Linked DNA regions of Homo sapiens: region 1 is linked to region 2. Evidence: chromatin loops called from intact Hi-C (ENCODE). Cell type or tissue: chondrocyte. All regions are shown on one strand. Links, peaks and the distances in the headings refer to the core of each region. The heading gives the core; the rest is flanking DNA. Region 1 overlaps HORMAD2 (HORMA domain containing 2). Region 2 has its middle 9.6 kb from the start of AP1B1.

The links. Peaks named below come from ENCODE experiments on the same cell type or tissue, not always from the same donor. Only the 100,000 strongest peaks of a DNase experiment are listed, where the experiment ranks them.
Region 1: it touches region 2 in a loop (9-fold over the local background); 18 of 110 quality-filtered maps call a loop at or near these places.

The regions. Positions count from the first base shown.
Region 1 is chr22:30,081,602-30,098,989 of GRCh38, reverse strand. HORMAD2 (HORMA domain containing 2) reads right to left here. Exons shown (of 11, transcript NM_152510.4): 2 at 4,987-5,074; 3 at 1-138. The coding sequence starts at 5,037. Among named protein-coding and RNA genes, the nearest start is that of HORMAD2, 9.8 kb to the right of the region's middle. In chondrocyte, for the core only: a CTCF peak has its summit at 9,900 (motif pointing right); no DNase peak of the experiment used is centred there.
Region 2 is chr22:29,391,018-29,405,397 of GRCh38, reverse strand. It overlaps a transcript of RFPL1 not described here. Among named protein-coding and RNA genes, the nearest start is that of AP1B1, 9.6 kb to the right of the region's middle. In chondrocyte, for the core only: CTCF peaks have their summits at 10,044 and 10,250; no DNase peak of the experiment used is centred there.

The sequences.
Region 1 (17,388 bases), core at 4,973-12,972, 700 kb before region 2:
CAAATGGCGTTCTCCATAAGAGCTCTCTGGAAACAGGCCCCTTAGGTATGTTATACATGAGATGGAAGTAGCAAAAAGTTTCTTCACCATTTTCAATGACTCATGCTCATTAGTGATTTGGGATGGGAAAACTGTTTCCTGGAAAAACAACGGAGGTGAAAAAAGATTAGTATTATTTAATATATTCAGTTTAGCACATCATTACCACATATATGATGAAAAGATTTCTCAGGACTTCAAATTTGATATCTTTGAAGGTAATCAAAAAGAAATAGCGCTTTGAATATTACATTAAATTAGATCTTCATAGGCAAGGCAGAGCAGAAGGCAGAAACAATTACCCAAGTAATTCAAGACTAAAACAATTTATTTCACAATGATCCATGAAACTGGAGTTTTACTATGATTATATAATCTTCTTCCCTCTCATACACTCCTCAGACCCCGCTGCAATCTGGATTTTCCTCCTTTCCTTTCTAAACTATTCTCTCCAAAGTCACCAAGTACAATCCTATAGTTGACCTCTTCTCATTCCTCATAATATGTAACTTCTTTATATTATCTGACACTGTTACCCACATACTCTCTTTTCCTCTCCAAGGTGCCACAACACTACTTTGTTTTTTCACCTATCCGTACATATCTGTCTCAGTCTCTTTTATTTTTTCCAGTTGTTCTACTCTTTAAATATTGGTTATCCCCCAGGATTCTGTCTTCAGGCTTTTTCTCTTTTATAGCTGTCTTCTTGAATAATCTCATCTAGTTTCATAGCTTCAGCTACAGCCTATACAAAAAGGAATTCAGGTCCCTATTTCTGTTCTGAGTCCCAGTTCTATATTTTTATTTCCTGAACATCTGCACCTAAACCACTTTGTAGATCCCTTAAACTCAGTTTATCTCTGCCACCCCTGGCTAAAACCTGATCCCAAGTCTCATTCTCAGACTAGTGAATCAGCACTACTCCAGTCATCCAGGCTAGAAGCAGCTTCATCTTTGTCTTCTCTCTCCTTCATACCCCACTAAATTCTATTAATTCTCTCTAAAAGAGTTCTCAAATCTATTTTCTCCTTTCCCTGCTCACTGCCACTGGCTTGACCGAGGACATACTCAATTCTCTCCTTGATTACTGCAGTAGCCCCTTATCTCTTTGCTAACGATTCTTTCATTCAACCTGTCTTCCATATTGCCATCAGAATTAATTTTCAAGGATACAAATCTTATCATGATACTGCCAGTGTTCATCCAGGAGAGAGTTCAAGTACCTTAGAGTGGGATTTCAGAACTGTCAAAATCTTATTCTTGTTTAGCTCTCCTGCCTCATCTTGCACCCCTTCCTCCCTGCCCACACTCCCTTATTCTCTCCCATGCACTCTGCTGTCTAGCTATGTGGAATTGTGGCTATTCATCTACTATTCTACTGCCATGTTTTTCCATACTTTTGTGCTTTGCTTAAGCCAGAGGTCTGAGGAACACAAAGCTTCTGTAAGATGTCACATAGTGTTCTGTAAAAAGTATCAATACTAGGAATAGCTTCCTGCTAAATTTTATGTGTGTATATATATACAACATAGTAAACAAACTTAAATCATTGTTCTTAAATGATTAGATAGTCTTCCTTAAGAAATAGTGTGCCATAAAAGGAATGTGATAAGAGAGCGACTGATATATGAATTTGTGACTTTTGCTTCAGTATGTAAGGGGTGTCTACCAAGAGTAGAATATTTGCTGATGGATGGGTTGTGCCGGTATCTCAAATTATCATTTCAACATATGTTTGACATACTATGTTTATTGTATACACAATGTTTACTGTGTTTATGTATTAACATAAAAATAAAAATTTGATCTGTTTGTCATAATTATTCTGTGAGGCTGCTTTTTGCTGTTTTCTTTAAGCCAAGCACAAAATATGTCTCATGAATTCCAGCCGGTGTTGTGTCAATACATTATAATTTTAAAGCATTTTCTAAATATTAACAAATTAGACTATATTAAACTTTAGAACTTCATTCATTAATATACTATTAAGAGCATAGGTCTTACAAAGGACTCATATCCAGAATGTATAAAGAACTCCTAAAATTCTTTAAGAAAGACAATCAAATAGAAAAGTGTCTACTTGTGTGAAAATAGACAATAAAAGAGCATACCCAAATGACCAATAAACAAATGAAAAAGTGTTTAAACTTTATCAGGGAAGTGAGCATTAAAATCACAAGGAGGCCAGGGGTGGTGGCTCACACCTGCAATCCCAGCACTTTGGGAGGCTGGGGTGGGCGGATCACTTGAGGTCAGGAGTTCAAGACCAGCCTGGCCAACATGGTGAAACCCCCGTCTCTACTAAAAATACAAAAATTAGCCAGGTGTGGTAAAAGGCACCCATAATCCCAGCTACTTGGGAGGCTGAGGCAGGAGAAACACTTGAACCCTGGAGGCAGAGATCACAGTGAGCCAAGGTTGCACCACTCCAGCCTGGGTGACAGAGTGAGACTGTCAAAAAAAAAAAAATCACAATGAGAGAATACTACACACCCACCAAAATGGCTAAAAGTTTTAAAAAGGATGTAGAATAATAAAAACTCCTAAACACTGGTTGTGGGAGGGTAAATGGGCACAACCTCTTTGGAAAAGTGCTTGGCAGTATATAATAAAGCTAAATATACACATATCCTATGACTTATATTTTACTTATAGGTATACATCCAACACATATGCTTATATGTTCACTATAGGACATGAATTAGAGTATTCAGAAAAGCATTATTGTAATAGACCCATGCTGGAAACCACCCAAATGCTCATCAACAGTAGAATAAATAAAACTGGGGTATACGCCCCCAATGGAATACTATATAGCAATGAGAATGAATGATCTGTAACTATACTGAGTAATATAGATGACTCTCACACACAATGCTGAGCAAAAGAAACCAGATACAAATGAGTATTAGTATATGATTTCATTTATATAAAGTACAATAGCAGGTGAAACTAATCTATGCTGTTAGATGTCAAGATGGTGGTTTCTCTTGGTGGGGAGAGGTAATAATAACTAGAAGACAGCATGAGAGGGAGTGCTGGTAGTGTTCTGGTTTCTGATCTGGCTTCTGGCTTATAACAATGTGTTAAGTTCGTAAAAATTCATTTAGTTGTACACCTATGCATTATATGAATATATACTCCCAGTAAAAATGTTAAGTGTTTGCTGGTCAAATAAGTTTGGAAAATGTTGTCTTATGCAGTTCTTTCAGCCAGGCATGCTCTTTTTCCCATTTCCAAAGTATGAAAATCTTAATCCAAATATGCATTTAATCTTACTACATTCTAGGTACTGTTTTAGGTTCTGAGACATAGTAGTGAGCAAAACATATAAAAATCCTCTCCCTCGTGTGGCTTACATTCTGTATCACTCTTAATTCATACTACAAGGATAATACTTATTACCAGTTAATATAATCTTTGAAGGCGGAGTGCAGATAAAGTCTGACTTTTCCCAGCATAGCCAGGGGACATGGCTAACTCCACATGTCCCTAGGCTTTACCTAGACTCTAATGGCTCCAAAGCAGGTAAGCTGAACAATTTTTAAAAATCAAAGAAGCATTTTATGACATTAAAGCCTTTAGCAAACCTAATATCTGACCTAAATCAAGTGCCTAAATTTTGAAGATATTTTCATTTTACCAATAATCTGTATTTTCCAAAGATTATTAAAGTCATGTAAACTAAAAGGCACTAAAGTTTTAATTTTTCTGACAAAATATTTGATTTAAGTGTTTATTTTTCTTTAAGCCAATTAATTAACACTCTTTTATGTAAACACCATACATGCAACACATATAAATACACAGACAGAAGAAGACCCAGTAGTTGTAAGATTTTTCGATTGCCAGTTTTTAAGTTTCTTAATTGGATTACTGGCTTCAGGGTGGAGTCCTTGGAAAAACAGGCCCAGGAAAGCATGTAGTTTCTAGGGCCTAATAAACAGGCACAGATGGAAGGTATAAACAGATCCCCAAAATTAAGGGTCTCATTTTTATACTAGATCCTGGATCCCCAGAAAAAGAGAGAGATGTTATAGGAAAAGACAGTGCAATGCTTTTACCATGCATTTCACTGCAAGGCAGTCCAAAACCAGTCAGCCAATTTTGTAATCAGCCCATCTTATTTCTTATTCTGAGCCAAGGCATATGCTGGGTTTTCCTCAGGGAATTCTCTCCCCTCTACGCAAATTATCTTCATCATTCAAGGTCTGTCCACCTTCAGTCTTACCTCTTTCATGAGGAATATACAAACCATTCCAGTCCACATGAAATCTCTAAATAAATCCCTATAATTTGCATTGTCTTACTCTTTTTCACATATATATAAATCATATATCGCTTTGTATATTGACTTAACTCCTAACCAGATTATAAACTTTTGGAAGATGAAGATCATATTTTTGTATTTTATCAGTGAGTTACACAGTATAATGAATATTATACTACATAATATTTAGTCTCAATGAATAAACAAAGGATGCATTAATGAATGTCATGAGACAAACTAAACTATATGCCTGGCCCTGGGATGCTCCCCTAGACCTCCTAGCATCCAAGTTTCTCTCAGTGCTCTCCCCTTCTGTTCTTATAATTACACCATGGTGTGCAACACAAGTTTCCTAACACTTTAGGAAGTGAATGTCTAACCAAGAACCATTCTCTTTAAACATCTTTTTGTTTCTGATTTCTTTTACTCTAGAAGACCTAAATATATTACATAAACATGAAACAAGCACCCAGTAAGTAACTTTGTAGAAATTTATTTTAATTTTCTGGTCCTTGGTCTATTAGGCAGTTAAAATGTACACATACTCTCCCAGAATATTATGTGCCAATTAACTGATAAAACTGCTGCTTAAAAACACACACACAAAAGATTAAAATCATAATTCTGAACTAACTCACTAAATGGTCATTGATTTTCTTTTAATTCTTAACAAATACCTTAGAAGCCTTGTGTATTGTGATGCAGTGAGAAAGCTGAGCAGTGGCCATTGTAGGAATGTATCAGGATTATTTCAACAAGTCCAACCTATTAAAAAATAATTAATTAATTAGAGACCTTGCCAAATATAATGCTTCCTCTCTTACTCTGCCCAAAAATGAAACTGAAAAAGTCTAAAAGCAAACAAAAAATTAAAATCAAAGACAGTTAAGTATAAACTGTTTTCAAGATTGTTCAGTTCAGAGAGAAATTTACCAAGCTACATTTTGAAGAGCAAAGGAAGAATGAATGCTAAGATAATTCTATCAGGCTCTATCTAAACGATAAAATGAATTTGAGTTGAAAAAAGTACCTATTGTTAATTTTCCAAAGGAGAACTATATAATTAAAATTTGACCATACTCATTGGGAAATAAGTTTAATAAACATTTTTATCTATAATTTTGGCATAAGGTCTCTGGATGAATTTTTCCACCCACTCAATGAAAATTATAAGATTATTTATTTGTTCAAAAATATATTCAGAGGAGAAAATACATTGTAAATCACCTAGAGACTCAATATATATTATTAATCCTTGTTATTCCCTCAGAGTGTAACAATATAGCAAAGGCTCAAAAACATTTCTTGAACTAACTTCAGTTGTAACTTATTTGCAAATTCAACTCAGAAGTTAATGTTTATACTTCATACCCATTAAAATAGTTATTCATTCAACTAGCTGAAAAAGAAATCAAGAGAGAAATCTCATTTACAATACCTACCAAAAAAATTAGCTAGGAATAAATTTAAGAAAGTGAAAGATTGCTACAATGAAACTACAGAACACTGATGAAAGAAATTGAACAGAACACAAAAAGATGGAAAGGCATCCCGTATTCATTGATTAGAAGAATTAATATTGCTAAAATGATCATATTAATTACCCAAAACAATCTACAGATTCAAATGCAATCCCTGTCAAAATACCAATTACACTCTTCATAGAAACGGAAAAAAACTCCTAAAATTCCTATGGAACCACAAAAGACTCTGAACAGCTAAAGTAATTCTGAGCAAAAAGAACAAAGTTGGAGGCATCACATTACCTGGCTTTAAAATATACTACAAAGCTATAGTAACCAAAACAGCATGGCACTGGTATAAAAAGAGATACATAGACCAATGGAACAGAATAGAGAACCCAGAAATAAATCTGCCTATTTACAACCAGCTTATTTTTGACAAAGTCACCAAGAACATACATTGGGGAAAAGATACCCTTGTCAAAAAATGGTTCTGGAGAAACTGCATATCCACAGCAGAAGAATGAGAGACCCCTGTCTCTCACCATATACAAAAATAAACTCAAAATATGTTAAAGACTTAAATGTAAGGCTCAAAATTATAAAACACAGGAAAAATGCTTCAGGACATTGGTCTGGGTAAAGATTTTATGGGTAAGACTTCAAATGCACAGGTAACAAAACCAAAAATACACAAATGATATTATATCAAACTAAAAAGTTTCTACACAGCTAAGTAAATAACCAACAGAGTGAAGAGACAGCCTATAGAATGGGAGAAAACATTTGAAAACTATTCATCCAAGAAAGAATTAATATCCAGAATATACAAGAAGTGCAAGCAACTCAAAAGCCAAAAAAAAAAAAAAAAAGCAAAGGATCTGAATAGACATTTCTCAAAAGAAGGCATACAAATGGCTAATAAGTATATGAAAAAATGCTCAACATGATTAATCATCAGGGAAATGCAAATTGAAACCACAATGAGATATCATCTCCCCACAGTTAGAATGGCTATTATTAAAAGGACAAAAAATGGCCAGGCGAGGTGGCTCACACCTGTAATCCCAGCACTTTGGGAGGCCAAGGTGGGTGGATCACCTGAGGTCAAGAGTTTGAGACCAGTCTGGTGAAATCCTGTCTTTACTAAAAATACAAAAAAAAAAAAAAAAAATTAGCCAGGTGTGGTGGCATGCACCTGTAGTCCCAGCTTCTTGAGAGGCTGAGGCAGGAGAATCACTTGAACCGGGGAGGTGGAGGTTGCAGTTAGCCAAGATCTTGTCACTGCACTCCAGCCTGGGCAACAGAGCAAGACTCCATCTCAAAAAATGAAATGAAATAAAATAAAATAAAATAACAAAAAATAACGAATGCTGGCAAGGATGCAAAGAAAAGAAAATTCTTATACACTGTTGGTAAGAATGTAAATTAGTACAAGCATTATGGAAAACAGTATGGAAGGTCCTCAAAAATCTTAAAATAGAAACCATATAATCCAGCAATCCTACTATTGGGTATTTATCCAAAAGAAAAGAAATCAGTATATGGAAGAGATATCTATACCTCCATGTTTATTGCAGCACTATTCACAATAGCCAAGATATGGAATCAACCTAAGTGTCCATCAACAGATGAATGCATGAATAAAATATAGGCCGGGGTGGCAGCTCATGTCTGTAATCCCAGCACTTTGGGAGGTTGAGGCAGGCAGGTTGCTTGAGCCCAGGAGTTCAAGACCAGCCTAGGCAACATGGTGAAACCCTATCTGTACAAAAAATACGAAAATTAGCTGGGTGTGGTGGCACGCACCTATAGTCCCAGCTACTTGGGAAGCTAAGGTGGACTACTTGAGCCCAGGAGTTCAAGGCTGCAGTGCAGTGAGCCATGATTGCACCACTGCACTCCAGCCTGGGCAACAGAGCAAGACTCTGTCAAAAAAAAAAAAAAAAAAGAAAGAAAGAGAGAAAGAAAGAGAGAGAGAGAGAAAGAGAAAAAGAAAGAAAGGAAGGAAAGGATATATATACACAATGGAATATTATTCAGCCATTTAAAAAAGCATGAAATCTGTCATTCACAGCAACAGAGATTAACCTAGATGATATAATTTTAAGTGAAGTAAGTCAAGTACAGAAAGATAAATACCATGTGTTCTCACTCATCTGGGAGCTAAAACAGATGAGCTCTCAGAAGTAGTTATTAAAAGCTAGGAAGGGCAGCAGGGAGGAGGTTGGATAGGGAGAAGTTAGTTAATGGATATAAAATTACAGCTAGATAGGAGAATAAATTATATTGTTCTATAGCACTGTAGAGTGACCACAGTTAACAATGATTTATTGTATATTTTAAAATAGTTCAACACAAAGAATGATAAATGTTTGAATTGATGAATATGCTTTGACTTGACCATTACATATTGTATACATGTATCAAAATATCACTCTGTACCCCATAAATATGTACAATTACTGTGTGTCAATTAAAAATTTTATAAATGATTATTCAAAAATGGAAAATAGTAAGTTGGTAAGGATGTGGAGAAATTAAAACCCTTATGCATTGCTGGTGGGAATGAAAATGGTGCAGCCATTGTGGAAAATAGCAATGGCATTCCTCAAAAAGTTAAACAGAATTACCATATTATCTAGCATTTCCATCTCTAGGTATATATTCAAAAGAATTGAAACCAGGGACTCAAACAGATACTTGTACACCAATGCTCATAGCCACATAATTCATATTAGCCAAAAGATGGAAACAGTTCGAATGTCTATTAAAAGATGAATGGATAAACAAAATGTGGTATTTACAATGGAATATTACTCAATTGTTTTATTTGTTTGTTTTGTTTTGTTTTTGAGACGGGGTCTCCTTCTGTCACCCACAGTAGAGTGCAATGGCGTGATCTCGGCTCACTGCAACCTCCCGCTCCCAGGCTTAAATGATTCTCCCACCTCAGCCTCTCGAGTAGCTGGGACTACAAGCATTTGCCACCACACCTCGCTAATTTTTGTATTTTTTGTGGAGATGGGGTTTTGTCATGTTGCCCAGGCTGGTCTTGAATTCCTAGGTTCAGGCAATCCACCCGCCTCATCCTCCCAGTGTGCTGGGATTATAGGCATGAGCCACCACACCCGACCCCTATTCAATCTTAAAAAGGAATGAAGTTCTGATACATGCAACAATGTGAATAAATCTTGAAAACATTATGCTAAGTGAAAAGCCAGACATAAAAGGACAAATATTATATGATCCCACTTATATGAGGTACCTACAGTAGGCAAATTCACAGAGACAGAAAGTAGAATAGAGGTTACCAGGTGCTGGTGGGGTAGAAGGAATAAAGAGTTTAATAGGTATAGAGTTTCTGTTCACGATGATGAGAAGGTTTTAGAAATGGATAGTGATAATGGTTGCACAACATTGCAAATGTGCTTAGTGTCACTGAGTTGTACACTTAGAAAAGCTGAGGTGTTGAGTTTCATATTACAGTTTACCACAATAAAAAAGTTAATATTTAAAATACATCTAGTTTTCACCCTTATTGTTTTGTTGATATAAAAAAGAAGCAGCCGGGCATGGTGGCTCATGCCTGTAATCCCAGGACTTTGGGAGGCCAAGGCGGGTGGATCACGAGGTCAGGAGATCAAGACCATCCTGGCCAACATGGTGAAATCCCATCTCTACTAAAAATACAAAAATTAGACAGGCATAGTGGCAGGCGCCTATAGTCCCAGCTACTCAGGAGGCTGAGGCAGGAGAACGGCGTGAACCCGGGAGGTGGAGCTTGCAGTGAGCCAAGATTGCGCCACTGCACTCCAGCCTGGCCGACAGAGCCAGACTCCATCTCAAAAAAAAAAAAAAAGAAGCAGCAGCAAATTTTCCCTTTTCTTTACAAAGTCTTAATTTAATTTCAACTGGGGCTTCTTTTCAAGGTTTTATGAAGTTCTGACCAAAATACTTGTAAAATAACTTCTTTAAAGATATTCCATTCTGGATCACCAAGGATAGCCTGTGACCGGTTTTTGTGTATCCATTAATGCAAGATTCTTGAAGATTTTTCCCAAGAGGGCAGAATTATTTGCGAACACTGCCACAAGGTGGTGATAGAGATTATAAATAGGTGGTAATATTAAATTTCTTTCAAATTATTTCTTCAGAGGGGCACTAGGGGACACTCTTTTACAATATTTTATATATGAGACTGAAAACCACCAATAGTTCTTTAACCCTTAAAGATTCCAAGCTATCTTTACTTGATTTGAGACTATAACCTTCATATCTAATACATCAGTTGTCCCCCTTAAATTTCAAAAAATAAAATGGGAAACAAAGTAGCTCTAAGAGTTTAAGATCTAGTCCCAGCCCATTAAACCATAATACACTACCCACTACTGGGGTAGTTATTAGTCTTAGACACAATAAATAAGAGAAATCATGATTTTCTAGAATAGTTTTCTATATTAGTATAGAATACTAATATTAATAAAACTAATAAAACTTAATAAAACTTACTTTTTAATTTTTAAATTAATTTTTAAATTAACTTTTTTAATTAATAAAATTAATAAAACTAATAAAACTTACTTATTAAAACTTACTTAATAAAACTAAATAGTTTTCTAAATTAGTAGGGTTTTAAAAATTTCTCTATGATCATAGACATTCTGATGTCATTTCTAGGGAATCAAGCTCTGAAAATAGCATCAGCCAATTAGAACACAAGGCATTACTACATCCATATTTTTGCAATGTATGGATGGCCTAGATTAAATTAATATTACCATTGAAAACTCTGAGGCATTCAGGACACTTGCTATTGAGAAAGGATTCAAGCAGGTTAATATTAGCATTTGGTAAATTCCTTAGGAATTGACATTTATAAAAGTAAAATTAAATTTTATACATATATGTATATATGTGTATATATATGTATGTATATATGTGTGTATATATGTATATATGTGTGTATATGTATATATGTGTGTATATATGTATATATGTGTATATATGTATATATGTATACATAGGTATATATGTATATATGTATACATAGGTATACGTGTATACATATGTGTATATGTACACATGTGTACGTGTGTGTATATGTACACGTGTGTACGTGTGTGTATATGTACACGTGTGTACGTGTGTGTATATGTATACGTGTGTACGTGTGTATACACATATACAGATCTGTATATGTATATATGTATGTGTGTGTATATATATATGTATATATATAGAGAGAGAGAGAGAAATAACCAGCAGTATAATCTAGTAGAAAGAGCCTTTAGAGTTAAGGAACCTAAGTTCAAATTCTGACTCAGTTACCTAGCAGCTGGCATGGCCAGGCACAGTAGGAGATAACTGGATCATCTGGGCAGTTTCTCATGAATGGTTTAGCACTATACCCTCAGTGCAGTTCTTGCAATAGTAAGTGAGTGAGTTATTGCAAGATCTGGTTGTTTAAAGGTGTGTAGAACCTTTTTTTTTTTCCTCTCTCTCTCTCTCCTGCTTTGGCCATGTAAGATGTGCCTGCTTCTCCTTTGTCTTCTGCCATAATTGTAAGTTTCCTGAGGCCTCCTCAAAAGTCAGGCAGATGCTACCATGCTTTCTGTACAGCCTGTGGAACTGTGAGCCAATTAAACCTCTTTTCTTTATAAATTACCCAGTCTCAGAAATTTCTTTATAGCAATGCAAGAACAGACTAAAACAGAGCTCTTCTTTTTTACTTCTACCACACACTCCCTGGATGAACAAATACACTCCCATTGTTTCAAGTATAACTTCTATCTTATTGATTCTTATGTGTATATCCCCAACCCAGGTCTCTCTCAGAAGTTGCTGACTTGTTCTTCTAACTGATCATAAGACTGTTCCACCTTGATGTTCTCAACACATTTGAATGTGAATTATTTTCCCCAAAAACTTACTTCTGTTCCCTCGCTCAGTGAATGACATCATCACATACCTAGTTGCTCAAGCACAAAATCTGTGACTCAACCTTAATCCCTTCCTCGTTCCCATGTTCCATCACCTTAATATTTCTCAAATGTAGGCCAGGCGCAGTGGCTCACGCCTGTAATCCCAGGACTTTGGGAGGCTGAGGTGGGCGGATCACCTGAGGTCAGGAGTTCAAGACCAGCCTGACCAACATGGAGAAACCCCATCTCTACTGAAAATACAAAATTAGCTGGGCGTGGTGGCACATGCTTGACCAACATGGAGAAACCCCATCTCTACTAAAAATACAAAATTAGCTGGGCGTAGTGGCACATGCCTGTAATCCCAGCTACTTGGGAGGCTGAGGCAGGAGAATCGCTTGAACCCAGTAGATGGAGGTTGCAGTGAGCCAAGATCACGCCATTGCATTCCAGCCTGGGCAACAAGAGTGAAACCCTGTCCCCCTGCACATACATATATATATATATATCTCAAATGTGTCCAACTCCTCACTTTAGCCAGGTTGTTGTCATCTCTACTTTAAATCAACCAGTCTCATCTTTTGCCTGTACTGCTGCAACCACCAATTTCCTGTCACTGGTATTCTCCTTCTCCAGTCTGTTCTGTATATTGCAGCCAGAGTTTTTAAATTACAAACTCGACTATGCATTTTCCCAGATTGAAATACTTCAATGGCTCCCCACTACTCTCAGGATAAAATCTAAAACTCTTACCATGGCTTCAAGATTTGACTCATGCCTCCCTAGCCTCAGCTCTATTTTCCCTTATACTTTTATTTACCAGCTATTCTTACCTTCTTTACCCCAAAGGACTATATTCCTTCTAGCTCTCAGGATTTTGCAATATTCCTTCTGCCTGAAACATCCTCCTCCATTCCCAATTCCTACTCATCTCATAGATATGGTGTATTAGTCCATTCTTGCATTGCTATAAAGAACTACCTAAGACTGGGTAATTTATAAAGAAAGGGGTTTAAATGACTTACAGTTATGCAGGCTACACAGGAAGCATAGCTGGGGAGACCTCAGGAAACTTACAACCATGGCAGAAGGGGAAGGAGAAGGAGGCATGTTTTACACGGCCAGAGAAGGAGGAAGAGAGGGAAAGGGGAGGTGCTACACACTTTTAAACAACCAGATCTCATGAGAACTCATAATTACAAGAACAGCAAGTGGGAAATCTACCCCCATGATCCAGTCAACCCCCACCAGGGCCCTCCTCCAACACTGGGGATTACAATTTGACATGAGATTTGGGTGGAGACATAAATCCAAACCATATCATATGGCTTAGTAAAATTTCCTTAAGGGATGACTTCCTAATTCCCACTACCACTATTACGAAGTCTGGGTTATGTGCCCTTTGCAATATATACTGTACCATAGTTGTCTTTAAGTATCCCCTGACCTACTGTGAGCTAACATGAGAGCAAAATTGTGTCTAGCTGTTGTGTCAGTCTAGCTCATTCTTTATATTTTAAAGTTTTATTTATTTATTTATTGAAAAGGACTCTCACTGTGTCACCCAGGTGAAGTGCAGTGGTATAATATCAGCTTACTGCAACCTCTGTTTCCAGGGTTCAAGCCATTCTCCTGCCTCAGCGTCCTGAGTAGCTGGGATTACAGGTGTGTGCCACCACATCCAGCTAATTTTTGTATTTTTAGTAGAGATGGGGTTTAGCCATGTTGGCCAGGCTGGTCTAGAACCCCTGACCTCAAGTGATCTGCCCACTTTGGCCTCCCAAAGTGCTGGGATTACAGGCATGAGCCACTGCACCCAGCCTTTAAAGTTTTTTTAATAGGTATAATTCAGTGGGTTTTAGTATATTCACAAAATTCTGCAACCATCTGTTTAATATAGTATAAACCATCAATTTAGTGTATTCACAAAATAATGCAAACACTATCAATTCCAGAACATTTTCATCACCCCTAAAAGAAATCCCATGCCTATTAGCAGTCACTCCTATTCTCTCCTTTCCCCAGCCGCTGGAAACCACTAACCTACCTTTCATCTTTATGAAATTGCCTATTCTGAACATTACATATAAATGAAACCATACAATATGTGATCTTTTGTGTCTTGTTTAGCTCATTTTTTTTTTTTTTGAGACGGAGTCTGGCTCTGTTGCCCAGGCTGGAGTGCAGTGGCGCAATCTCGGCTCACTGCAAGACCCACCTCCCGGGTTCATGCCACCCTCCTGCCTCAGCCTCCCGAGTAGCTGGGACTACAGGCGACTGCCACCATGCTTGGCTAATTTTTTCGTATTTTTAGTAGAGACGGGGTTTCACCATGTTAGCGACGATGGTCTCGAACTCCTGACCTCATGATCCGCCCGCCTCGGCCTCCCAAATTGCTGGGATTACAGGCGTGAGCCACCACGCCTGGCCGTTTAGCTCATTCTTGAACTCTCAGCATCATCACAGTACTGGAACTAAATAGGTACTCAATAAATATTTGCTGAGGCTGGGCATGGTGGCTCACACCTGTAATCTCAGTATTTTGGGAGGTCACGGTGGGATGGATCACTTGAGGTCAGCAGTTCAAGACCAGCCTGGCCAACATGGTGAAGCCCTGTCTCTACTTTAAAAATAAATAAATAAGTAAAAAATAAAAAAAATTAAAAACCTAACTTAACTAACTAAATATTTGCTGAGTCAACAGAGAAGAACTATAGGAACAAGGAATAATTAAGAGTCTAGAAAAATACCACAAAATTTTAAAGGTAGAAGAAACTTTAAATATCATTGCTATGGTTTGAATGTGTATCCCAAAGTTCATATTTTGGAAGCTTAATCCTCAATGCAAGTGTTGAGAGTTGGGGCCTTTAAGAGGTGATTAGGTGCCTTCATGAATGGATTAATATTGTTACCCCAGGAGCAGGTTCATTATCAGGAGAGTGGATTTGTTATAAAAGCAAGTTTGGCACACTCACTCTCTCTCTCCTTGCTCTCTCTGTCTTACCAGGTGATGCCTTCCTCCATGTTATGACACAGCAAGAAGGTCCTTACAAGATGCATATCCTTGTTCTTGGACTTCCCAGCCTCCAGAATCATAAGCCAATACATGTCTGCTCTTTTTAGTTACCCAGCCTCAGGTATTGTTACAGCAGTACAAACTGGACTAAGACAGTAATTTAGTCCAAATATCTAATTTTCTAGATGGGGAATTCAAAATCTAGACTTACCCGGGATTAGTCAGCCACTCAGTAACAGAACTGAGACTAAAACTCAACAAGTCTGGCTCACAATTTAAAAGTTTTTCCAGACTGACTCTCCAAAATGAAATTCTCCTTTGCTTTCATTCTATCTAATATGATGTACTACCAGGGCCTCCTTAGTTCTTCGGCTTGCCTACTTATTTCTAAACATGGGAGGGTCTCTTTCTAGTGTTCTAGCATGAGCTTGCTTCAGGAAGGCAAAAAGATCTAAATTATTTTTTCAAAAAACATGGTGAAACTTCGTCTCTACTAAAACTGGGCATGGTGGTGGGTGCCTGTAATCCCAGCTACTTGAGAGGCTGAGGCAGGAGAATTGCTTGAACCCGGGAGGTGGAGGTTGCAGTGAGCCGAGATTGCACCATTGCACTCCAGCCTGGGCAACAAGAGTGAAACTCCGTCTCAAAAAAAAAGCCAGACTCCTTTCAGCCTCTAATTATTCTGTTGCTACTGTTTTCCCTTTGAGCAGGTGTTTTGTGGAGGTCTTCTATTTAAGTACAAACCCTGCTTAATTTTAAAAGCTCACAAGTTCACAGGAGGTATGACTCTAGAGAGCATGCATTCTCAGAGAATAGGTCTGATTTTTTCTATGTGTTATCCCTTTGTTCAGGCTCATTATCTAAAAACCTAGAAGAGATTTCATAACTATGGATTTTAAGAACTGAAAGCTAACTTTGCAATGTCATTCTCTTATATATTTGTTTGCAAATTAGATCCACACATATTTGAAACTTCACAGTTCATCAATACCATTCCCTCTTCTGTTTTTGAGACAAGGTCTTACTCTGTTTACCCAGGCAGGAATGCAGTGGCGCAATCTTGGCTCACTGCAACCTCGACCTCCTGGGCTCAAGTGATCCTCCCACCTCAGCCTCCTAAGTAGCTAGTACTAGAGGCCATGTGCCACCACACTCAGCAAATTTTATTTTTGGTAGAGATGAGGTCTCACTATGTTACCCAGGCTGGTTTTGAACTTCTGGGCTCAAGCAATACTCCTTTCTTAGCCTCCCAAAGTGCTGGGATTATAAGTGTGAGCCACTGCAACTGACCCTCACTCTTACATTTGATATGTCTACTTTGTGACAAGGATTATGATCTTCTTGAGAAAGAGGCAATATTTCTATGCTCTTTCTGGTAAAGATTCACTCTAGGCTTACCTCTTGACCTATATCTCAATTGCCCTATTTTTTTTGTTGTTGTGTATTCATTTTCTTTTCTTTTCTTTTCTTTTTTTTTTTTTTGAGACAGAGTAAAGTGCGGTGGCATGATCTGTCACCTAGGCTGGCATAATCACAGCTCATTGCAACCTCAAACTTCTGGGCTCAAGTGATCCTCCTATCTCAGCCTTCCAAGTAGCTGAGACTATATGCATGCACCACCATGCCCTGCTAATTTTTAAAAATTTTTTATTTTTGTAGAGTTGGGCGGGCGGGTGGAGGGGGAGGTCTCACTATGTTGCCCAGACTGGCCTCGAACTCTTGGCCTCTCAAAGTTTTGGGATTACACATATGAGACACCACACCACGCCTTCAATTGCCCTATTTTATATGGTGGCACAATTACTTCCTATTTTACCCCTACTATGTGTGAGTCCAAGATTCACATAAAGATTAGCCAGCTGCTGTTTAGTTTACTAAGGCCTAAACCACTTTTTTAACCATTCCAAGTGAAGCAAAAGCCAAAGTTTTATTACATTTTCCCAAATATAATCATAGTTGATTTATGAAGGCTCTCTACCCATCTTTCTCAATCTTCAAAAACCGTTTTTTACAAGAAAATCCCTTTTCTATCAGGTGAACACTATCCAATAGCTGGATTCTGAAATGTAACTATATTACCTTCCTTACACATGCATGTTGTTAAGAATGGCTTTACTCAAAAGAAGTGTACGTTAACATAAATGGGTTCAATAGATTCCTAAAGCTGGAAGGGAGCACAGACATCTTCCAACCCCTTTGATTTAAAGAAGATCCAATTCTGTGGAGGAAGAATCTTTTTTTCAGCAAATGATGCTGAAACAAAAGGACATCTGGAGGGTGGGGGGAAGAACAGAGAATTAAAAGAAACTTAACCTAAATCTCACACTGTATACAAATATTAATGCAAAATGGATCATGGATTTAAACCTAAACATAAAACTATAAAGAAAAGGGGCCAGGTGCAGTGGCTCACACCTGTAATCCCAGCACTCTGGGAGGCCGAGGTGGGAGGATCACGAGGTCAAGAGATCGAGACTATCCTGGCCAACATGGTGAAACCCTGTCTCTACTAAAAATAAAAAAAAATAAAAAAATTTAGCTGGGCGTGGTGGTGCACACCTGTAGTCCCAGCTACATGGGAGGCTGAGGCAGGGGAATCGCTTGAACCCGAGAGGTGGAGGTTGCAGTGAGCTGAGATTGCGTCACTGCACTCCAGCCTGGCACAGAGCTCGACTC
Region 2 (14,380 bases), core at 6,381-14,380:
CTAAATCCACTCTATTTTGGGTGATTTTACCTAAATCACCCATCAGGTGATTCTCATCTGCTGGCCTGGAGGTGGCCTGCCATGTAAGAGGACACACAGCATACCATGGAGCTGCTGCGTCCCCCAGTCCTGTGCACACTCACGCCTTGCTTCTGCTTTCCCTGCTCCGACAATCCTAATTCTGGCTTCCAAAGCAATCCTGTACTTCCCTCTCAGTTCTCAGACTTGCCTAAACTGTTTAACGTTTTAATCAATGTTGTGACCATGACTGAGCTGTGACATTTGATATATCATAGTATATTTTTATCCATTTATAGATTTGTTAATAGCATTTAACTTCATTTTTCAGAGTTTTAGGAACATTTCTGGGCTAGGTGTCCTGGCACATGGCTGTAATCCTGACATTTTTGGAGGCTAAGGCAGGAGGATTGCTTGAGGTCAGAAGTTTGAGACCAGCCTGGGCAACATAGTGAGACCTCTTCTCTATAAAAAATGTTTTAAAAATTAGCCAGGTGTGGTAGTGAGCTCTTGTTTACCTAGGTACGTGGAAGACTTATGTGGGAGGATTGTTTGAGCCAAGGAGTTTGAGGCTGCAGTGAGCTATGATCAGGCCACTGCACTCCAGCCTGGGTGACAAAGCAAGACCCTGTCTCTTAAAGATAAAAAGCATTACTGAGTTACAAGTATCTCCATTTTATTTCTCATTATCTAATGTTACTGTTTTAATCCTGAGGCTTAACTACTTTAATAAACTAAAGGAAATTTTTTTTAAAAGAGGTAGTATTCAAAGCAGCTCATATGCACCTTGTAATAAATTCTAGTTTTATATGCCATGTCTAGAATTTACATTCTTGATCTGACTCTTATTTTTTCAAACCTTGAAAAACTCACTTTATACTTATTAGAACCAGCCTTCTCATATGTGACACAAGGAAAATTCTCATATTACACCTAACTTAAAACATTGAGAGGATCAAATAAAATGCAAGAGCAGTCTATTTACTACATAATGCACAATCAATTACAAAGCAAAGCTTCTGGGTGAAAAGTAAACAGTTAACATCCTTTGGAAAACCCATAGCAAAATAACATTTTGAGAAAACACGCACTTTGGCTACCCACTGAAGTTAAGGAGAAAACAGTCACAGGTCAGCATCAAGAATTCCCCAGCGTTGTTTTTTTGTTTGTTTTAATAATCACACATTATTCCCCCTGCTTTCTTTCATGTATGTTACCGCATGTTCTCCCTTTTTGCTTTTCTGTGTAACCTATCTTGGGAATCACTCCATAGCAGTAAAATGACATCTTACCCTTGTTTACAGCTCCATAGTTCTCCTTTAGGTGGAAGTACCAGTTAATTTTACTAGTCCCTTACTAGACATTTCAGTTATTTCCAATATTGAGCTATTGAAAATAATGCAACAAGGACTTTGTGCATAGGTTGTTTCATATTTATGGAGTATACCCTCGGGATAAAATGCCTCAAAGTAGGATTTCCGGTTTAAATGCATTTGCAAGGTTGTGAGATTGTGCCAAATTCCCCTTCGTGGAGTCGAGCCATTTTGCATTTCCACCAGCAATATATGCATGCAACTTTCCTTACAGCCAAACCAAAGAATGTATTGCCACGTTTTTGGAATTTCACTTAATAGGAGAGACACTGCAGTATAGTTGTCATTTGCCTTTCTCTTATGTGTGAAGATGTGTTTAAGGATCGTCTGCATTTCTTTTTCTGTGACTTCTCTATTTATCACTTTATTACCTACTTTTAGGATCACTTGACTCTAGAGATTCTCAAGTCAGCCTATTTCAGGTCATGATCGTCTGTCTGTTCACTGTTGACTCTCACCTGCACTTCGCCACCAGCCTCCTAGCTGGTCTCCCTGCTTCCACCCTTGCCTGCATTACAGGACATTCTCACACAGCCGCTGGTCAGTCTTCTTCTTGGAGAATTAACAGTAATCCCCAGGCTGTAATCCTCCAGTGGTTTCCCATCTCAACTAAAGTCCATATTCTTTGTCAATGCTCACTACGTGTACGAGGCCTTAGCCCATCATATTCATTTCACTCTGCTGCAGCCACCTTTGTGTCTTTCTGTCCTTTTCCCAAAACAAGTTTGTTCCCATTTCAGGAATTCCAAAGAAGAAATTCCTCTCTGGAAGCCCTCTCCCATCATCCTCACAAGGCTCCGCCTCACTTTTCAATTTATTTTTAAAAACAAATAAGATGGGATCTCTCTATGTCTATGAAGGTGGGGACCTTCTGTCTTATTTCAAAAAGAAAGGGACATAACAAGAACCAAGAGGCAAAAAACAGTCGTGAGAGTGTAGTCAGAGCTCCTCCTTCCACTACCAGCTACTGAAGGCTGCTGGCCCTGCCCAATGGCTAGTACCCACAAAGCCTCCTATGTCACCTGGTTACCAGGAAACAACCAAGTCAGGCTAGTGGCTCACAATGGCCGACCCCACAGACCCAACCAATGGCTCACACCTCCCTGCTGCTGCCCACCTTGTGGCCACCCTGTCCCTCTGTGGTGACTGCACTATTCGTCCTGGGCTGCCTGAGCTTTCCAGTCCTGAGAAAAGTGCAGGGGGGCGGGGGTTGTTATTGGAAGTCACCCCGGGCAATGAACTCAATGGAAAACCCTGGTTACTAAAGTCAGTTCCATTAGCATCTCTGTTTTTCTGAGTCTGGCAGCTTTCGTTTGCTCACCAAATGTAGTTATACACAAATTTCGGACTGCTTTGTAAGTAAATGCTTCTCTCCTGTCTTACAAGTGTTAGTTTTTGTCTTCAACTTGACCATAGCAACTCCTAGAGCCCTGGTCCCACTCTCGATAAAGCGTGATGACTGTGACTTGAATGAAACCCTAGGACACATCACACTTTCCCTTCCTTGTCTATAAAATAGGGACTGAACTCATCCTTCCCAGTTCTGAAATGCTAGGACCTACCAACTCTCTTTTCTCCCTCTGTTTCTTTCTTCCATGGCAGGGATATTCAGATATTTCTTTTACTAACAATGCATAAAGCGTGTTTTTCTTATACAAAATTGAGAACCACTGTCCTCATTTGATGAAGATGAATAGTAAATATCTGGCAAGCCTGACAGTGTTCCAGCTGTGGTATACTAATTTAACCCCCAGAAACCATTCCATTTTATGGATTTTACAGAATCAATCTAGATGGAGAAGTTAAGTAGCTTTCTCCAAGTTTCCATGACGGCTCAAGATGGGGCTAGGATTTAATCCTGAGTAATCTTGATCCCCACAAGCCGATCATGGTTATCAGAAAGTAAAGGTAGACGTCATGCTTGGAGGGGCAGTGACCTTGTAGATTAGTATTTTTTTTAAAGAATAACAGTTTTTTGATGTGGATTTTAAAATGCCTCCCCTTCATTCAACATTAAGTCTAAGTGCCAATACTGCATGTGTGAAACAGTCCCAACCCTCCGTGAGTTCAGGCAGATGAGCAAACAAAGGCTTAGAGGATTCAATTGTCTGAGGCTACACTGCTGGACAGTGAATCAACCTGGAATGAAAACGCAGATCTATCTGACCCAAAATTAGATGCTGGGGTAGAGTTTGAATTTTATTCTGGAAACGAGAGTCACTGAACCACACAGGGGTGAAGAGTCTCTATCCGATGTGTTTGCAGTGACGTCACTCTGCGCAGTGGAGAGGGCTTTATGAAAGCAGTGGGGCTGATTAAGATACTCTATGTTCATCTGGAGAACAGTAAGGCTAAAAAGGCAGCAGCAGTGACTGAAGTGGAAGGAAAAGTTTTGTGATCAGCTGGGAGATAGAAGAGGAAGTGCTTGGTGATTAGACGTGGAAGAAGAGGGGAAGGAAAAACAGGCTGCTAAGGCCCTAGTTTGATGGACTGTGTAAATAGCAGTGATTCTCCCCTAGACAGAGAATGTAGGACGAGAAAGAGGTGTGGGGAATGAGACAGTTTTGAACTCTTTAAGTGTCACATTGAAATGGAACCGTCTGGTTGAAAATTGGATATAAACCTCTGTAGGCTAAGTCCATTCTGTGACATCCCAACTCATGTTTTCAAAAGTAACACACACACAGTAACTCAAATCATTAAGGAAATTTCCTAAAATTTACATACTAAGAATATGACAATTTTTTAGTGATTACTTTCTTAGGGAAACTTTGAATTTATGGTTGTAGCGAATGAGGTGTCACGTAAAATAAAACTGTTATATAAGAACAACATTTAAATTCTATTGTCATAACAGCATATACAATACAATTGAAGCCATGGGTATGACCGTGACTGCTTTAAAAGGCTGTGTCTAATAAGGGGAGGGGTTTGGAGAGAAAGGAGGCTTGGGGAATAGGGAAATGTACGTGGCATGAAGTAAAGACTGCAAAAGTGAAAAGTGAGAGTCAAGGCACCTGAGTGTTCATCAGCAATGGCTGATCTGGTGGGTCTCATCGGAATGGAGGTGGTGTCTGCTTCTCATTTCTGTAATGGCCTCACCTAGCACAGGGCCTGGTCAGTAGGTACTTTATACCTAATACCCCAATCAACAGAGCCATATTTTGCCAAGAAGGCAGAAAAGCCACAGATGCCATTGCCTGTGGCAACTCAGTGATTGAGGATGTGTGTGAGTAAGCTGAGCGTCAGCAGTGGGGAAAGAGTGAACTAGAGGTGAGAAAGTAAAGACATCAACTGAGGGCTTCTCCTCCTAAAAGTATGGCTGAAAAGAGAGATGTGGGAACAGTTGAAGGGAGATATATGGTTAAGAAAGCTTTCATTCCCCCCCCATAAAGATGAGTATACTTTTATCCTAAATGGTAAGAACCAATAAAGGAAACATGTTTACAATTGGAAGAGAGGGAGAATTAATAACACATGATGCCCAAGAAGGCACAAGTTCATGCAATCCAGAGTGAGGACAGATTAGCTTCGGACTGATACAAAATCAAGAAGGGAGAAAGCACTGTGTGACTAGAGACATTTCTTCTAAAGGAGAGGTTTACAAAAAGCTCTTTTCATGACCAGCTCTCTGAATAGACTTGTCAGATAACTACTCTAGGAAAGAGGCAATTATGTATAGAGAAGTCTACACTTTAGAAAAGCTTGATAGGCCGGGCGTGGTGGCTCACACCTGTAATCCCAGCACTTTGGGAGGCTGAGACGGGTGGATCATGAGGTCAGGAGATCGAGACCATCCTGGCTAACACAGTGAAACCCCGTCTCTACTAAAAATACAAAAAAATTAGCCGGGAGCGGTGGCGGGCTCCTGTAGTCCCAGCTACTTGAGAGGCTGAGGCAGGAGAATGGCGTGAACCCAGGAGGCGGAGCTTGCAGTGAGCCGAGATCGCGCCACTGCACTCCAGCCTGGGCGACAGAGCCAGACGCTGTCTCAAAAAAAAAAAAAAAAAAAGAAAAGAAAAGCTTGATACACCTTACAATCCCCAAATAATGGCTTTCTTCAACAGTGAGTAAATTGAAAAGCAATTTGAGCAAAAACCCAGAGGCTCAAATATGAATAGGTGCATCACAAAAGTTGAAGAGGGGGCTAATTAACTCCCTCAAAGAGTTAAAAGAAAAAGCAACAACTGCGAGAAGAGTGAAAAATAAGAATAAAAGTATATGTAGTTGCAAAAAGTCTGAATGTTTACAAACCCTGTGACCACAAAAGGGGCCACAAAAGGGGCCACAGGGAGTGTTATCACAGGAGGAAAACGGTTGCTTCAAAAAGCAGAGGAGCAGGGGTAATAAAGATTCCATTTAGTTGAAAAGATTTAAGTAAAGTTTGAGGACAGTTAGGTGACATGTTGAAATGTGGAAAACCACAGTGGAAGGGGAAAAGACCCGATAAAGTTCAGTTTCAGCAACCAACATCCGATGAAATCCTCAGGACCCAGTGACTGCATTCTATGTCAATAATAATATTGGCTGAGGTCCCAGGAATGTCATTAGATACCATTTTGGATGATTCTTATGGACTTGAGGTGAGGTCTATTTTGTTCCAAATCAGTGCCTCCATTTAACAACAGACGTACACAAAAATACGTATCCATGACCAAGAAAACTGAAGAATTTTAAACTTGCTAAGCAGGACTATACTGGGAAGCATTGTCATGAAAATAGATTTTAAAACTTTTTTTTTTTTTTGAGGGGAATTCTGGAGCACATTTAAAAAAACAAAACACTATCCTTCTATGACAGGTGCAAGTTTGGGAGAGCAAAGGAAAGCAAATAGAAGTAATGTGACTTAAATTAATCAATACTTTAATTCTATGAAGGAAGCTGAAACCTTATTTATTGGTGAGTCTGAAGTAAATTCATTTATTCACCTATTCATTCAATAGTCATTCAATACCTGTGCCCTTAACACGTGACACACACTTTGTAAGTGTTCTGGAGGTCGCTTTGACCAAGATAAACAAGATTTCTGTTCTTGTGTAACTTGTCTTCTAGTAAGGGAGTCAAGAGACAGTGTGGCCCATCCCTGCTATCTTTGTGGCCTAGGGTGGCTGTTGATCTTCAGCTTTTGTATATTCGTTCCAGAGAGCAGGATGGAGGACAGGAAGAAGAAGGAAGATTTTCTGGAAGTTCCACATAGGACAGTGCTTACAAATCATTGGCTTAAAGGTTAGTCATATGGCCATACCTAGCTACACGGGAGACTAAAAGAAAAACCATAATCATCACAATGATTGATGACTACGGTGTGTTCTTTGTGCACCACGCATAGTGCATTGCCTCCTTTAGGCCACATAGCAGCCCCGAGGAATGGGCATCAGAGGAGACAGAGGCACAGAAAGGGCAAGTGACTTGCTCAGGGTCACACGGCTAGAAACAGCAGAACCTGGGTCCCGATCTAGATCCATGTGGCTGTCCTATCTTCCTCCCAGCTCAGCTCCTTTCCAACTGCACGAGGATTGCATGCCCTCAACTACGAAATGGGGATAACAACTGTGCCTGCCCCGTGGGGATATTTTGCAGATTAAGGGAGCCAGTCCAGTTTCATGATTTTTGCGTGGAGTCTGGCACATGGTGAGTTTTTGGCAAATGGCACCGCCATCATCATCACCATCATCACCATTATTACGAGTCCTAGCTGGAAGCCAAATGAGTGATCATCCAGTCCAGTCCCCTTGTTGTACAGATGGGAAACTGAGGCCTGAACTGGGGTCAGTGGATCACTGTTGGTAATTAGCAAAGGAGTAACAGAGATCTTCATGAGGCTGAGGCCTGCCATCTCCAGCCTTCCCACACCCCCATGAGTGCAGCCCCAGTGGTGGTCTCAGATGGCACTAACCAGCTTCGTACCACCAGCTGCCCAGGGTAGAGCGGATGAGCCACAGCACTGAGAGCTCTGACAGGTGCAGCTTGCTGCTTTGCGTGGGGAATTTGCCCTGCTCGATGTGGGAGACCCCTCGGGCAAGCCAGATGCCAACCCCCCCTTCCATGGATTCTTCCCACTTCCCAGCCACCCTGTCACACTGAGGGCCATCATTGTCCCCTTGGACATGGCCTCAGAGCCCCCTGGGAACTAGCCAAGGCCCGGGCTGGAGAGTCTGGGTGTCATGAAGTCCAGCTCAGCCCCAGATGGAAGCTCAGCTTCCACATGCCTCTTTACCCAACTAGAAGTGGGCACTACTCAAGCAGGGTCCCAATCTGCATGCAGAGACCCAAACCCCACTCCTGGGAGCATGTAACCCTATCCCAATAGGAGAATGGGGGTTAACACTCACCCACAGAGTCCCATCACCACTTTTGTTCCCAGAGTGCCCCAGTTCCAAGATGCCCACTTATCAAAAGACCCTCTATTGATACAGAAGATCTGGTTTTTAGGTCCAATCCTGGGTTTTCTTTTGTTCTGTTTGGCCCATCGGTCGGCAGGTAACTGCAGTTTCTTGCTGTTGGCACTGGCTTGGGAAAAGTCTGTCCTCGTCCAGCCACTGGTAGCTACAGGGCGGTTAGGAAAACTGGACTCTGAGCAAGTCCCACCAGGAGGACCCAAGGCTGATGGGTTTTGGAGACCTCACGCTCTAAGGACCTGCCTTAGAGCTGAACCAGTTGAAGACCTGAATCAGTGTATCCCCCCAATTCAGTCAGGGTTCAAGCACAGAAACGGAAACACCAGGGCATATAGATTAAGAGATTTGTCTCAGTTGTTGAACTTATGTCATTGTGGGAACTACTTAAGAAGTTTCAGGTGGCCGGGCGCGGTGGCTCAAGCCTGTAATCCCAGCACTTTGGGAGGCCGAGGTGGGCGGATCACGAGGTCAGGAGATCGAGACCATCCTGGCTAACACGGTGAAACACCATCTCTACTAAAAATACAAAAAAAATTAGCCGGGCGCGGTGGCAGGCGCCTGTAGTCCCAGCCATTCGGGAGGACTGAGGCAGGAGAATGGCGTGAACCCGGGAGGCGGAGCTTGCAGTGAGCCGAGATCAAGCCACTGCACTCCAGCCTGGGCGACACAGCGAGACTCCGTCTCAAAAAAAAAAAAAAAAAAAAAAAAAAAGAAGTTTCAGGCTGGGTGTGGTGGCTCACACCTGTAATCCCAGCACTTTGGGAGGCCAAGGTGGGTGGATCACTTGAGCACATGAGGCAAAACCCTGTCTCCACAAAAAATACAAAAATTAGCCAGGTGTGGTGCACGTGCCTGTAGTCCCAGCACTTTGGGAGGCCAAGGCAGGAGGATCACTTGAGGCCAGGAGTTCGAGACCAGCCTGAACTACATGGTAAGACCTCCCTCCAACCTCTATTTTTTTTTAATTAATACAAATTAAATTAATACAAAAGCTCCCATTTAAGGGGGACTTATAGATGCCAGGCACTGTACATTAGTTCTACAATTTAATCTCTACAGCAACCTTGCAAGAAGGCACAACCAACCTATGTTAGTCTGTCTTGTGCTGCTTTAACAGAATACCTCGGTAATTTATAATAAACAGAAATGTATTTGGCTCATGGTTCTTGAAGTCCAGAGTCCAAGGGCATGGTGCCAATATCTGCTCGGCATCTGGTGGGGGCCTCCTTGCATATTCCCATGGCAGAAAGAGAGAGAGTGAGAGAGAGTGCAAGAGATCTAACACACAGCCTCAAGCCCTTCTGTGATTGGCATTAATCCACTCATGAGAGTACAGACTTCATGACCCAAACACCTCCCATTAGGCCCCACCTCCTAACACTGTTGCAGTGGGGACTGCCAACATGTGCTTCCTGGGGGATGCATTCAAACCATAGCAAGTCCCATTTTTCAGACTGGAAACTGAAGTCCCATAGCTGAAGATCTGAGCCCAGGTGGGGTTGAGAGCCTGGGCCTCTTCTCTTCTCTTTTCTCTTATCTTCTCTTCTCTTCCTTCTCTTCTCTTCTTTCTCTTCTCTTCTCTTCTCTTTTCTTTCTCTTCTCTTCTCTTTTCTCTTATTTCTCTTCTCTTCTCTTTTCGACAGAGTCTCGCTCTGTTGCCCAGGCTGGAGTGGACGGGCATGATCTCAGCTCACTGCAACCTCTGCCACCCAGGTTCAAGTAATCCTCCTGCCTCAGCCCCCCTAGTAGTTGGGATTACAGGCACTCACCACCATCCCCAGCTAATTTTTGTGTTTTTAGTAGAGACAGGGTTTCACCATATTGGCCAGGCTGGTCTGGAACTCCTGACCTCAGGTGATCCACCTGCCTAAGCCTCCCAAAGTGCTGGGATTACAGGTGTGAGCCACTGTGCCCATCTGAGAGCCTGGGCTTTTTCGATGCATCGGCGGAGGGTAGTTCAGCACAGGGGTACCTGAGAGAGCAGAGCTCTTCAAGAGGGAGCCTGTGGTGTACAGCTAGGAGGGGCTGAGCAGGAATTTGCTACTGGGAAGACTAGAAATGGTGCACTGAGGACATCTGCAGCAAGGAGAGCTGGAGGCAAAGGCTGGGATCCCTGGCAAGCTCTAGGCCTCTCTGCCCTGGGGGTTGTGCCAGGCCTGGGCTGGGCGGGAGGGATGGGAAGCTGCCTGCCCTCAGCAAGCAGGTGGAGGCTGGTGTTCCTGAGGCTATGGACAAAGCCACCTCCTGCCTCCTTTTAGAAAGGCTCTGTGGCAACTTTTAGAGATTTGCAGGATGAAAACAACAAAAACCAGCAAGCAAACAGAGACTGGAGTAGAGGAATAGTAATCACAGAGGAACAAGAGTGCGGAAAGGCTGGGAATGTATATAGAAAGGCACAGCGGCCCCTGTGAAAGGATGGCAATTGAAGGGAACGGTGGCGGTTAGTGGCACCTGTGCGCACTCTAGTGGGCGCAGAGGGGAAGAATACTTAATTTGTTCATGTACTTATGCACCCATTCATTGTGGAGGGAGGATGGGAAGGACTTTGCTCTGAGATTCTGAGTATCAGAAAGGGGAAGGGACTTGCTGAGGGTCACAGAATGCCAGTGGCAGGGGTCACAGTGGGTCATTTCACGAGACCGCACGAACTCTCAACCTTCCTGGCATTGGATGAAACCTCATGAAGCAGGTAAGGGTGAGTGGAGAAGAAAGCATGAGGCCTGCCGTCATCAGCCCTGGCCTTGACTCTCCGCTAGGCCCATTGCTGCTTTGGGAAGCTGGGAAAGTCCCTCAACATTTCAGGACTTCAGTGGCCTCATCTGTAAAATGGGGTTATCTTAGCATCTACCTATTGAGAACGGTGAGAGTTAAATGAATTGATGGATGTCAAGGGCATACAACGATGCTTGGCCCATGGTGGGTGCACAGTTCGCAGAGAAGAGAAACTGAGGCCCAAAGAACTGGCCAGGCCCGGTGCAGTGGCTCACGCCTGTAATCCCAGCACTTTGGGAGGCCAAGGCGGGCAGATCACCTGAGGTCAGGGGTTCGAGACCAGCCTAGCCAACATGGTGAAACCCTTTCTCTACTAAAATACAAAAATTAGCCAGGCATGGTGGTGGGTGCCTGTAATCCCAGCTACTCGGGAGGCTGAGGCAGGAGAATGGCTTGACCCCAGGAGGTGGAGGTTGCAGTGAGCCAAGACCGCACCACCGCACTCCAGCCTGGACGACACAGCGAGACTCCGTCTCAAAACAAAACAAAACAAAACAAAAACAACAACAAACAAAATTAGCCAGGAGTGGTGGCACAGGCCTGTAATCCCAGCTACTCGGGAGGCTGAGGCAAGAGAATCACTTGAACCCAGGAGGCGGAGCTTGCAGCAACAAAAGCGAAACTCTGTCTCAAAAACAAAGAACTGGACAGCCCTGTCTCCACCAGCCAGCTCAAATCGGGCAGGGTATAAAAACACTGGGGCTTGGAGAAAAGTTTTAAAATGTCCTGGCTGGGCACAGGGGCACATACCTGTAATCCCAGAACTTTGGAGGCCAAAGCAGGAGGATCACTTGAGGCCAGGAGTTTGAGACCAGCCTGGGCAACATAGTGAGACCTCATCTCTAAAACAAATAAAAATAGGCCGGGCGTGGTGGCTCATGCCTGTAATCCCAGCACTTTGGGAGGCCAAGGCGGGCAGATCATTTAAGGTCAGGAGTTCCGAGACTAGCCTGGCCAACATGGTGAAACCCCATCTCTACTAAAAATACAAAAATTAGTTGGGTGTGGTAGGCAGATTGGGCAAAAAGAGTGAGACTCTGTCTCAAAATAAATAAATAAATAAAAATAAAAACTAGCCAGGAGGTAGTATTATTGTCAGGAAGTATGTATTTCTTGGGAGGAAGCCAGCGCCCTCTCTCTCTCTCTCTCTCTATCCAGGTGGGCTTGGCTACCATTGGCTCTGCTCCCCACATCCTAGGGCAAGGAGTTTCTCCTGGGCCTGGGGTCTCAGAGGGCCGGGGCACCCACATGTGCCCCAGGTGTGGCAGTTCCAGTTGTAGCTGTCAGCATTTGATGGTGTGGATGACTCAGGCAGTGTAGCTAGGTGGGTTTAGTGGTGGGGGCAGAGAGGGAAGTTCCCTTAGATGCTCCCTTCCCCACTTCTGTCACCCACCTCTGCAAGCTGTAATTATCCAGCCTTTTACTTTGAACTGTACTTCCTCTTACTAGTATATTTTTAGCTCTCCTGCCAGATCATGCTGTGGGAGAGCAGGTCCAGGCCCTCATGGAAGTAGGGAAGAAATCAGTTCTACCCACTGGTCTTTTCCTTATCTCTACTTGGGGACAGTCATGGAACTGTCATGGAATTATTGGGAAAGTTTAATGAGTTAATATGCAGAGGCGCTTCACACAGTGCCTGGTTAATGGTTAACTATTAGTAGTAGTCTCACCCTTCACAGTTCAGGTTGGGTGTCACTTCCTCCAGGAAGACTTCCCTGACTTTCCCAGGCTGAATTTGGTGCCTGCATCCCCTGTGCCTCCCTGGTACTTCCTACCACTCTGAGTTATAATTGTCCCTTTGTTTATCTTTCTCCCATACTCAACAGTGAGCCCCCAAGGGGGGATTGTGCCATACCCTGTTCACTGTTGCATCCCCAGTGTTCCTGGCTCAGATGGCAGTGATGATTATATTTTAGGAGAATGAATGAAACTCATGACAGCTGGGGCTCTGGGACCAGGCCCTCAGCCTTGTCACTCACATGCTATTTAAGTTCTCAGGGTTGAAGTTCCCCCCAAGATGAAATGGAGCTAAAACAACCCCTTCCTCATGGGGCCGATGTCAGGAGCAAATGAGATTTTCTGCACACTACCTGCCACGCTACATGTTCCATAAACATTCACTGTTGTTCTGCAGTTCCTGATTAAATACACTCTACTTGGCCGTGTGTGTTGGCTCATGCCTGTAATCCCAGCACTTTGGAGGTGGATCCCTTGAGGTCAGGAGTTTGAGACCAGCCTGGCCAACATGGCAAAACCCCATCTCTACTACAAATACAAAAATTAACCAGGCATGGTGGTGTGCAAATGCAGTCCCAGCTACTTGGGAGGCTGAGGCAGGAGGATTGCTTGACCCTGGGAGGCAGAAGTTGCAGTGAACCAAATTTGCACAGCTGCACTCCAGCCTGAGTGACGGAGACTCTGTCTTAAAAAAAAAAAAAAAAAAAAAAAAAAAAAAAAAGCCAGGTGTGGTAGCTCATGCCTATAATCCCAGCACTGTGGGAGGCCAAGGCGGGCGGATCACCTGAAGTCAGGAGTTCAAGACTAGCCTGGTCAACAGGTTGGAACCCCATCTCCACTACAAATACAAAAATTAGCTGGGTTTGGTGGTGGGCGCCTGTAATCCCAGCGACTCGAGAGGCTGAGGCAGGAGAATTGCTTGAGCCCGGGAGGCAGAGGTTGTAGTGAGCCGAGATTGCTGCCACTCCACTCCAGCCTGGGGGACAGAGCAAGACCCCGGCTCACCAAAAACAAAACAACAACAACAACAAAAACCTTCTACTTGTCCAGGCATCCCTGGTCCCTCCAACCCAAAGGAACTTCAGTTTTAGCTCTGGACTCCCATAGCCTCCCAGTATGTCCCCTCTCACAGCATCAGTCACACTTGTGACTTGCTCCTCTGTCACCCCCTCTCCCTGCAAACTGTAGGCTGAGCAAGGGCAGGGCCTTAGCCTCACCCATCTGACTATCCAGCACCCAGCCCAGGGCCTGGCTGAAACCAGAGGCTTGGAAAATGCTTTCTGCAGGACTCAGACACCTGGCTCCCTTGCACTGGGCGTGGGGGTGGGCCCGTGAGGTTTTCCTGCCTCGGCACAGTTCTTTTCTCTGGATTACCCTTTCCTTCTCTCTCAGCCTACGCAACTCTGTTCTCATTCGGCAAGACAGCGCAAATGCCATCTTCCCCAGGAAGTCCTTCCTGAGCCGCCCGGTGCTGTGACCTCTCCCTCCTTGGAAATCTTAAAGCTCTGACTCCTTCAACCACTGACTTGCCACTTGCACATAAGCTCTCCAGCTTGATACCTTTAGGTTTGTTGGTTTGTTTTGTAGGATAATTTTTCTCTTCTGATGTTACATTCCCAATGAAATTTTGTTTTCCACTGAGGCGGGTGGCATTTACCAACATCTATCATCAGAGAAGGGCAGTTCCTCCAGAAAGTTGCATATCACACATGCTGCATGGCACATACATACACATAAAATTATTCCAGGCACACAGAGGAAAGATCGTGTGAGGACATAGCAAGAGGGCGGCCATCTACAAGCCAAGGAGAGAGGCCTCAGAGGAAAGCAGCCATGCCAACACCTTGATCTTAGACTTCCAGTCCCCAGCACTGTGAGAAAATAAATTCCATTGTTGAAGCCAAAAGAAAAAAAAATTCCATTTGTTCCCTGACTACTTTTTTATTTTTATTTTTTTTGAGACAGAGTCTCACTCCGTCGCCCAGGCTGGAGTGCAGTGGTGCAATCTTGGCTCACTGCAAGCTCCACCTCCCGGGTTCACGCCATTCTCCTGCCTCAGCCTCCTGAGTAGCTGGGACTACA